3 separate regions of the Homo sapiens genome follow, and all the other regions are linked to region 1. Evidence: chromatin contacts called from ENCODE Hi-C or POLR2A ChIA-PET data. All regions are on one chromosome and are shown on one strand. Each heading gives the region's core, a stretch centred on a gene start or an enhancer-like site at or near the end of the contact. The rest is flanking DNA. Distances are from core to core; before and after follow the strand shown. Region 1 holds the start of FAM135A (family with sequence similarity 135 member A). Region 2 holds the start of COL19A1 (collagen type XIX alpha 1 chain). Region 3 has its middle 210 kb from the start of LMBRD1.

Region 1 (2,700 bases), core at 101-2,600:
GTGTCTTAGGCCTGTAATCCCAGCACTTTGGAAGGCCAAGGCGGGTGGATCACCTAAGGTCAGGAGTTCGAAACCAGCCTGACCAATATGGTGAGACCACGTCTCTACTAACAATACAAAAAGTAGTCAGGCGTGGTGGTGTGCGCCTGTAGTCCCAGCTACTAGGGAGGCTGAGACAGGAGAATTGCTTGAACTCCGGAGGCAGAGGTTGCAGTGAGCCGAGATCACATTACTGCACTCCCGCCTGGGCGACGGAGCAATGCTCTGTCTCACACACACACTCGAAAAAAAAAAAAACTGGTACAAAGATATATTCAAAACCTGTCCCCTAAATGGCCTACGTTACAAGACCTCACCATTACTTTCAAATGAATGCACAAAGCTTTTCCCTTCTAATTCATTCTTATTGTGGTAAAATATACATAACAGAAAATTTACCATTTTAACCATTTTTAAGTGCACAGTTCAGTAGCATTATGTCCATTCATTGTTGTGCAACCAACACCACTATCCATCCTAGATTCATTTTTAAAACAAGAGTCGCAGCTGAAATTTTCCTTTCATTAACTCAGCTTTAGCAACATACTGAACTTTATGCACCACAAAAGTTTTTGCCAGATAAGGTTCAGAAACAGGGAAGAGTGAAATAAATCAATGATCCTTCGTGGGCTTCTGTTAACGGAATGTATTAGCGAAAGGCTTCACTTCATCAGCCCCCTCCCGCCCTTTTTGGCGTCATAAACCAAGAAACAACCAGATCAGCACCCACATCTCCCAAGATGCAAACACTGGGTCCCGAAAGGCATCTGTCCTGCCCCGGCGCAGATCCCCTGCAGCCTCCTTTCCTACTGCACAAATCGACTAGCGCAGGGACCGGGCTCTCTACCCGGGACTGCACGGAGGAGCTAAAGAGAGAAAAGGAGAAACAACATTGTGAGAAAAACGGCTAAAGTTCTCGAACTCCGTGTTTTTGCCCTCTTCTTGTTCACTACTCTTCAACCACCTCCAAGTTCCATCCCTTAAACCCACAAGCGAGCCCCTTTTCTTGACGCGCGCCTTTTATTGACGCAAACCTCCCGTTCTCGCGGGAACTTGGGAACGGGAGCCTGGTAGGGAGGACAAATCTCTCGAAATCTCAGTTGGCGCTGGAGCTGGAGGGGCAGTTGAAGCTCCTGAAGGGCGGGGCACGGAGCTTGAAGGGGCGGGGCCTAGCCTCAGAGAGGGGAGGGAAGAGGCGGGAGGAGGAGGTGAGAGAGGCCGGGGGCGGGGCCGTGCGGCCGGGGACCTGTTGATCGCAGGTATAGCCGGCTGGCCCGGGCTCCCTCGGGACTGGGGCGACTGCGCATGCTCGCTGGCCGCGCTGGGCCAGTAGCCGAGCCGCGGTGACGAACCGGCTCCGCGGTTGCGGTGTTTGCGGTTGCTGTGATGGCGATGTGAGGGGGCCCGGGGCGGGATGGTGCTGACCCGGGTCGGGCCGTCTTCTTGCAGCTGGACAACGAGCTCCTCCGTTCGACAGGCGGGGGAAGAGGCCGAGCCGGGCGAGAGGTAACCCCCTTACTGTCCCCTCTGGCTCCCCCGGCTCCCGACACCCACGACCCCTCCCTCCGTCCCTCTTGCCCAGGGGCCAGGAAGGAAGCGGCCTCCTCTTCGTCCGCCGTTCGCCCGCCGCGGCCCCTCACCCGACTGCTGGCGGTCGGAGCCTGGCCCCGGCCCCGTTGAAGGTCGGTGGGGACGGCGGTGCGGAGCGCTCTGAGGGAGGCGAGGGGCCGCGGCGCGCTGCTCTCCCGGTGCCCGCGGCCGCCCCTGCCCCTGCGCGCGTCCCTCGACCCGTTCTTCCTGAACCTCGCGCCTAGCGTGTTTGCCCTTCACCCCTGCTCCATCTTCGTCGCTCTGTCCCTCCTTTACCCGCTTTCGTGGTTCTGCTTTTTCATCCCGCGCCTCCCACGTGTCTTTTTGCCCGGGTGGTCCCTCCTTGGGAAGCAGCGTATCTCTGTGCTTCCATCCCTTGCCTGGCTCTTCCCTGTCCGGAGCTCCTTACCCTGGCCGACCAGGTTTCTCACTCTTGTTACCTCCATAATTTCTTCCTTGGTTTTATTTTCCTCTCATCCACCTCCTTTCGGTACTTCCTCCTGGTTCCCTTTTTGTTAGTTGCCGATTGTGTTTTGCTTTAGCATCGCTTTGCATTGGAGTTCATTCCATGCCCCATCTTAGCTTCGGAAACCCTCACTGCCTTCTCTTTCCTCTGGTACCCTGCTTCATCGCTTTCTGTCTAATGGCCCCTATCCTCACGTCCTTTTCCATTCTGCACCCAGTGAGTCTCTAATCTTAATTTTTTCCCCTCCAAAACTCTTCCACCCTCCCCCCCCCATTTGTATAAGTCAAGCCTCTTAACTTCATTCCATTTGTTTTACTTTTTATTAAATCTCTGAAGACTTCTTTGTGACATACCCTTCTAGTCCTTGCTGCTTTCTGCCTAAGCTAGGTATCCACTCAATGTTTCTAGTTCATCTTCCAGTTTAATAACATTTCTTCTTTCTTTACCGGTTGGTGGAAGTATCATCAAAAGAGTGACAGTAGCAACAAATCGGTTACACTTACTGATTAAAGCTTTAATTTTTAAGAATTATGTTTACCTGGCATGCCTGGGAAAGCAACTTGAGTACAGACTAAATGAAACTATAATGGGTTAAGACTTGTTAA
Region 2 (2,789 bases), core at 162-2,661, 550 kb before region 1:
TTCAATTCATTAGTGATGGCAAGGTATATAAAGTAAAATTGCTTAGAGAAAGAAAAAAATCAAATGGGATAATACTTCAAAAAAATAGAGACTGATCACCAAAAGTCTAATGAAGGTTTGTGAATCATGTTTTTCAAATGGCCATTTGAGTAGCGTGACTCATGCAATATCCTCCCTCCTTGGCCTCTTTCCACAGTCAGCCAAAAATTAGTGATGAAAATCATATGAGAAGGAAATGTATCAAGTGGTTTTAAATCCTGACATAGAAACATGGTTTGCATCACCATGAATGCCGAACTCTAAAACTGCAGGTATCTTGATTAGGTTGAGAGAGAAGTTTAAAAATCACAAGTGATACTTTAATGGTTTCACTCCAATGAAGTGGAAAGGAGCTATCTTTTAACATTTTTCTTAACATCTTTATTTTTTGCCTGCCTGATTTTATTTATTCCTTGATCTGTGAGCTCTGATATGTGAAGTGTATTTCTATGGTTCTAAGGTAACTTTTAAGCTTGATGATTTTCACCATTGTGGATCAATAATATAATTTATCCTATTTCTCCCACTGTGGCAATACTGAAATAAAAATGTAAAACCAGTTTATCTGTTTTCTAATGCCTGGTTTACTCTTCTGAATTCTATAAATCATTCTGTTTTTCATATATACACATACATATGCATACACTATATGTATACATATAAATTTACTATATATGTATATATACCTACAAATATATATGCCTACAAGTATCCATATATACCTCCTATATATGTATATAAACCTACTATATATGCCTACAAATATATATATACTCTCTCTACACACACATACATGCACCTACACAGAAATCTGCAGGAAAATGACACTTTCACATATTCAAAGGGATCCCAAAAGAGTTCAAAAGCCAAGATTGGAAGCACCAACCCATGGAAAGATGTATTTAAAATCACAAAATACTTCTGTGGACACTGAGAAAAACCAAGCCACACAAACGTTTACATATGAGCGTGATTAGAAGGTGGGCAGACTGCCTTAATCAACTTTATATAAACTCTTGACATAAAAGTGAAAAAATGAAACATAAATGATATATTTTCTTAGCTCAACCGTTAAAAAGCCAATTACCTACTCGTGAACGTTTGCCACATACAATAATACTTTGAAGACACTTCATGATCAGAAGTGAGAAACTCTAGGCATTTGCATCCAACCGTCATTTTATCTGTGAAACTGCTAGTAAAACATAAACCTGAAAGGCATTACTCCCAGCTCTAAGGCGACATCGCTGTCATTAAAGAAAACCTGTGCCTGAGTTGGCTGAGTACCTTCTTGCAGAGTCCTCTGTCCTCGCGGAGTGGGAGGGTCACACTGGGAGAGACTAATAAGGGCAGAGATGCGTCCCCCTTCCCCACTCGCAGGGAGCTCACTCCTCGGCGGTGCCGCAGCCCTGTCCGGACTCCACTGCGCCTCTGAGGGGCTCAAATACGAATTCAAGGTAAGCTGCGCGGCTTTGCGACCGGCTCTGCACTTGCCCTCTCACACATGCCCGGGCTATGTCATCTGCTCGTGTTCCTAGTTATCTGTGTGCATCTGCTTTTCAAGAAAATGTAAAAACTGTGCTACACATGGAAATATGTTTAGGTGGATAAATAATGCACACCTGCATACGTTTCCATAGGGGCCTTAAGGATGGGACCAAAAACGTTTGGCAGGAGACGGCCACTCTCATGTGGTACATACCATGTAGTTCGTGTTCCTATGTTCACATGATGCAGGCTTCATGCGTTACACCTAAGTTCTAGGTGGTTTTTCTGGCTATGTGTGTCTGTGAAGCGGAACTATGGAGCACTGCTGATGCGGGTAGGGACAGACATCAAATACATTACAAAAAAAATGGGGGGTTAAAGGAGTAAAACAAACTCACTATCAATTCATGCCGTTAGAGCGCTTTTTTTTTTTTTTTTTGACGGTGTTAGCCCTGGAAGCGAGGCAGCCAGTTAAGCGGCGTAAGCTAAGAGACGCGGGGTTCCGGTGCGGTGCCCTCCGGCCCGGGGTTACCTACTCCACATGTGGGTGTTTTTCCCAAGTGCGGCTTCTGGGGGGCGGCGCGGGCGCGGGCGGGGATTCCCGGACTCCAGCCCCACCACGTTCCGGAGCGTCCGGCCCTGTTCCTTAATTACCCTGCAGCATGCGCAGCGCGGTCGGCCACAGCGCCGCCGCCGTCCCCGCAGTCCTCCCTGCAGCCACCGCCGCCGCCGCCGGAACGTCCCAGTCGCGGCGCGAGGAAGACGCGGCCCCAGCCTCTGCCGCCTCCGCTGTCAGAGTCCCGAGGCCACCGCCGAGAGCGCGCCGGCGCCGCAGCCACAGCGGCCGAGAACCAGGAGGCGGCGCCGGGCGGCCCAGCTAGGGCGCTGCAGGGTCGCGAGGAAGTTTGTTGGCCCGGAACCAAGCACGCCGTCGGGCACGCTAGCTCCCCGAGAGCAGGCGGGCGCGTAAGCGAACCCCCTTAGAGGTTACGGAGGGAGCGGGAAGCCGGCAAGAGGGTGGGCAGAGGAGCTGGGGGACAGGCGGGTGCCACAGGAGCCCCCGAGGAGCTTCATTTGATGAGAAGGTGAAGAGGCAGAGGGGACCAGCGTGCCTTGTCAGCCTCAGGGGACAGTGGGCTGGAGAGCAAAAAGAGGAGGGCCCAGAATGCTGATAATAAGTAGTTTTAATAGAACAATCCGTGAATAGAGGCAAGAGAGTGATCATCGGCCACAGCTTGAGATTGGGAGATGGAAGAGTAAGG
Region 3 (2,921 bases), core at 203-2,702, 830 kb before region 1:
CACGATGGCCACTGTCACTGAAGATTCTTGCAGTGGCCACCAATGAATCTCTACCATCCCTCAGCAGTGTTTTTCAATTTTTCTTATTTTTGTCCCACATTAAGTAATATATTTTGCATAGTATTCAGAGCATACATACACATGTTTTACTAAACCAATGTCATTAAATAAAACGACTCATTCCTATGTGCAATGCATTCTAATATCATATGTTCTCTCCTACTTTTTTTTTAATGCTGGTTGCAACCTGCTAAATTGATTTCAATACCCACTAATAGGTCAGGACCTGCAGTTTGAAAAACACTGCTCTAGAGAGATTGATTTAGAGCGCAGTGTCACAGCTAATAAGTAAAATGATCAAGCCTGTGGAGGAGGTAAAGAGTAAAGAAAGTAGAAGACCATTCTGCATTTGGAAGGGGCAGGGTAGAAAGAATGGAATATGACGCTTGCAGACACATCCTTTATCAGCAGAATGAAACCAGCATGACCTCAGTTTAATACTAAACGAATGATCAACCCACACACATCACCACTTAGCAGTGTAGCAGTACAAATCATGGCTTTTCTGACAAGGAAAGAAGGAAAGAAGGAAAGAAGGAAAGAAGGAAGGAAGGAAGGAGGGAGGGAGGGAGGGAGGGAGGGAGGGAGGGAAGGAAGGAAGGAAGACGGGAGAAAAAGGGAGGAAGGGATAGAAGAACAATGGAAAGAAGGAAGGAAGGGAAGGAAGAAAGAAGGGAGGGAGAAAGGAAAGGAGGGAGGAAGAACATTTTAAATGTTTCTTTAGTATGTAATCCAGCAGCGAATTCAATGTAATTGCTATGAAAAACACCCATTTATTTCAGAAGCAATAATTGCTTTCCTGTGTCCTTTTGAGCTTAATTACACTAGTTCCTTTCCCCCACCATTACTTAGGCTGGAGTCTGGTTGCCTGATATGTGTTGTCAACACAGTAAGACTCATAAAATGAAAAAGAGTCATCTTGCAAGATCCAGCTGCTTCCATACACATTCACCTCCAGATTGTAGGCTAAATTCTGGCCACGTTGCATGCCATGAAATAAATCCAGACTCAGTGTTGAAGTTATGTGCTGAGACCCACAACGTTCCTAATGTTGTACTCAATTTTGTGAAGTCTGTGGTTAGATGACATTCTCCTTAGTCTCTCCCTCTTGTTCTCATCAAGTGGCAACTACCTCTTTTCTGGGAACATTCCACCTTCCTGCAAGGTTTCAGCCTTGGCATTTATTCCTTCTGCAGTTCTAAAGTTAGTAGAGAACTAGAAATATTTCATTTCCTTGATTATGCCTCCACTCTTTCAAATCACTCCCGGGAAATGTCAAAACCAGAAGAGAGATCTTGTAGATGGTGACTGAATTGAAATTGTGCAGAAGAGTGGCCTGTCTTAATGAAATAATCCAGGACACCCACATTAGCTGGTGAGTCTCTCAGCCGAAGGAAAGCATTTCCTCACTGGCTTTCGTGCTCAGGGGATAATATAACCCTCACTGGCTGTCTGGAAGGCCTCAATAGTCCAGGAAAGGCCAGCTGGAATCTCCAAGCTAATTAACCATGCCCTGCGTGGCAGATGCTCCTCACTGTGATTTCTTCAGCTGCAGAGTGAAAACCAGGAGTTCTATTTCTATTTTTAGTCACGTTTGTAATAATGAAATGAAAAATAAGTGACTTCTTGAACTCCTGTTACATGTCAGTCAGAGAGAGCAAATATAGCTCACTGTGACAGTTACTGAGTTAGAGCTAAAGAATTTCTCAGCAGTTCAGTGGTGTGAATTTGCACATTCTTAAAGCTGGTTGTTTCCTGGATGCACTGTCTCTGCAGATAAAATGTGAAACGTGGTGTGGAAGCATATTTGGCATTCACAGGTGACAATCAGATTCTTCTAAACCTAATTATAGCATAAAAGATGATCAGCAAAGAGCTGGATTCCTAAATGTGGTGGGTGGTGAGGCCGTGTCATTACCGCGAGACTTCCCTCTCACTTCCTCTCAGCCCCAGCCTCATAAACCTCAAAACCACCATGATGGAGAAGGGACAGTATGTTATATAAAATGAAAATTATCAGCCACTGGGGTCAAAAAGAAAATCTAAGACAGACAAGAAGTGCTTTTTAAAAAGCAGGGGAAATAAATGCAAATTGTTTCTAAATGTTACTTTTGATCCTTCTGGTAATTCATAAATAAAATATTACACCTGTTGTTTCCTGATTTGATTTTGTCTATTATTCTTTCATGTTGACATCCTAATCAGATTTTACTAAGGATCAGTTCTTTAATTTAGCAAATTATTTGGAAAGAAATAACTCGATAGACAGCATTTTAAAAGAATCATTCATAGCTCATAATAAAGTTTCCATTTTATGTCAGGGAATACCTAACTTGTAAAGACTACTTTAAGTTACTTCTATTATAGTGGCTTAATGTTCAATGTTCCATAGTACCTAAAAGATGATGCTCATACCATATCTTATATACACATACCTCTGAAGACAAGAGTAAAGCAAAAGAATTGGTTGTAAGACTATTTAAGGAACAAATCCCCAGTTTCCTTCCCTAATTGCAGCCAACCAACTGCTTTTCTCTCACCCAGCAGTAAACTAGAGGTTTCCCCCCAGAAAAGGTAAAGCAGACGACTGGACTGGCAGGTGCCAGGAACTGTTGCGAATGGGAAGATGGTACCTAAAACAAGGTTAAGAAAAAAATAATGTGTCTACCAAGTTCTCTCTTCTTCAAGTTATGTGCCCAGGACAGTTCATCACATTCTGATTAGGCATACTTTTAAAATCCAACCAAACTTAAAAAAAAAAAATTGGTAGAATCCAATAACCGGAGAGAAACAACTTTAAAACTTTACAGGTCATCCTAAAAAGAAACTAGATCCATAGAAATAATTAGTAAGTTTTGTTA

The links. Hi-C counts contacts between places; a loop is a spot of excess contacts on that map. ChIA-PET counts read pairs that join two places held with the same protein, here RNA polymerase II (POLR2A). Pooled maps may share reads with other maps.
Region 2: a map of B cell shows a loop between it and region 1 (4-fold over the local background). The contact joins the promoter of COL19A1 here to the promoter of FAM135A in region 1. A Hi-C loop is called at or near these places in 1 of 168 maps with a recorded cell type or tissue (B cell), 8 of 37 single-sample maps with no recorded cell type and 10 of 50 pooled maps.
Region 3: a loop to region 1 is called in a pooled map, with 5 times the contacts of the local background. The contact joins the enhancer-like site here to the promoter of FAM135A in region 1. A Hi-C loop is called at or near these places in 1 of 37 single-sample maps with no recorded cell type and 2 of 50 pooled maps. POLR2A ChIA-PET finds 5 or more read pairs at or near these places in 1 of 52 experiments (H1).

What each region holds. Positions count from the first base shown.
Region 1 is chr6:70,412,158-70,414,857 of GRCh38, forward strand. It overlaps FAM135A (family with sequence similarity 135 member A), which reads left to right and starts at 1,351. Exons shown (of 22, transcript NM_001162529.3): 1 at 1,351-1,545. It overlaps FAM135A-AS1 (FAM135A antisense RNA 1), which reads right to left and starts at 1,801. Exons shown (of 2, transcript NR_147708.1): 1 at 1,680-1,801; 2 at 671-905. RefSeq lists silencers at 1,158-1,377, 1,718-1,867.
Region 2 is chr6:69,865,145-69,867,933 of GRCh38, forward strand. It overlaps COL19A1 (collagen type XIX alpha 1 chain), which reads left to right and starts at 1,412. Exons shown (of 51, transcript NM_001858.6): 1 at 1,412-1,496. RefSeq lists silencers at 2,050-2,099, 2,320-2,369, 2,380-2,449.
Region 3 is chr6:69,583,664-69,586,584 of GRCh38, forward strand. No RefSeq gene overlaps it. Among named protein-coding and RNA genes, the nearest start is that of LMBRD1, 210 kb to the right of the region's middle. Within about 2 kb of position 1,453, at least 2 of the 41 ENCODE cell types and tissues checked have a DNase peak (open chromatin) inside an H3K27ac peak, as active enhancers do.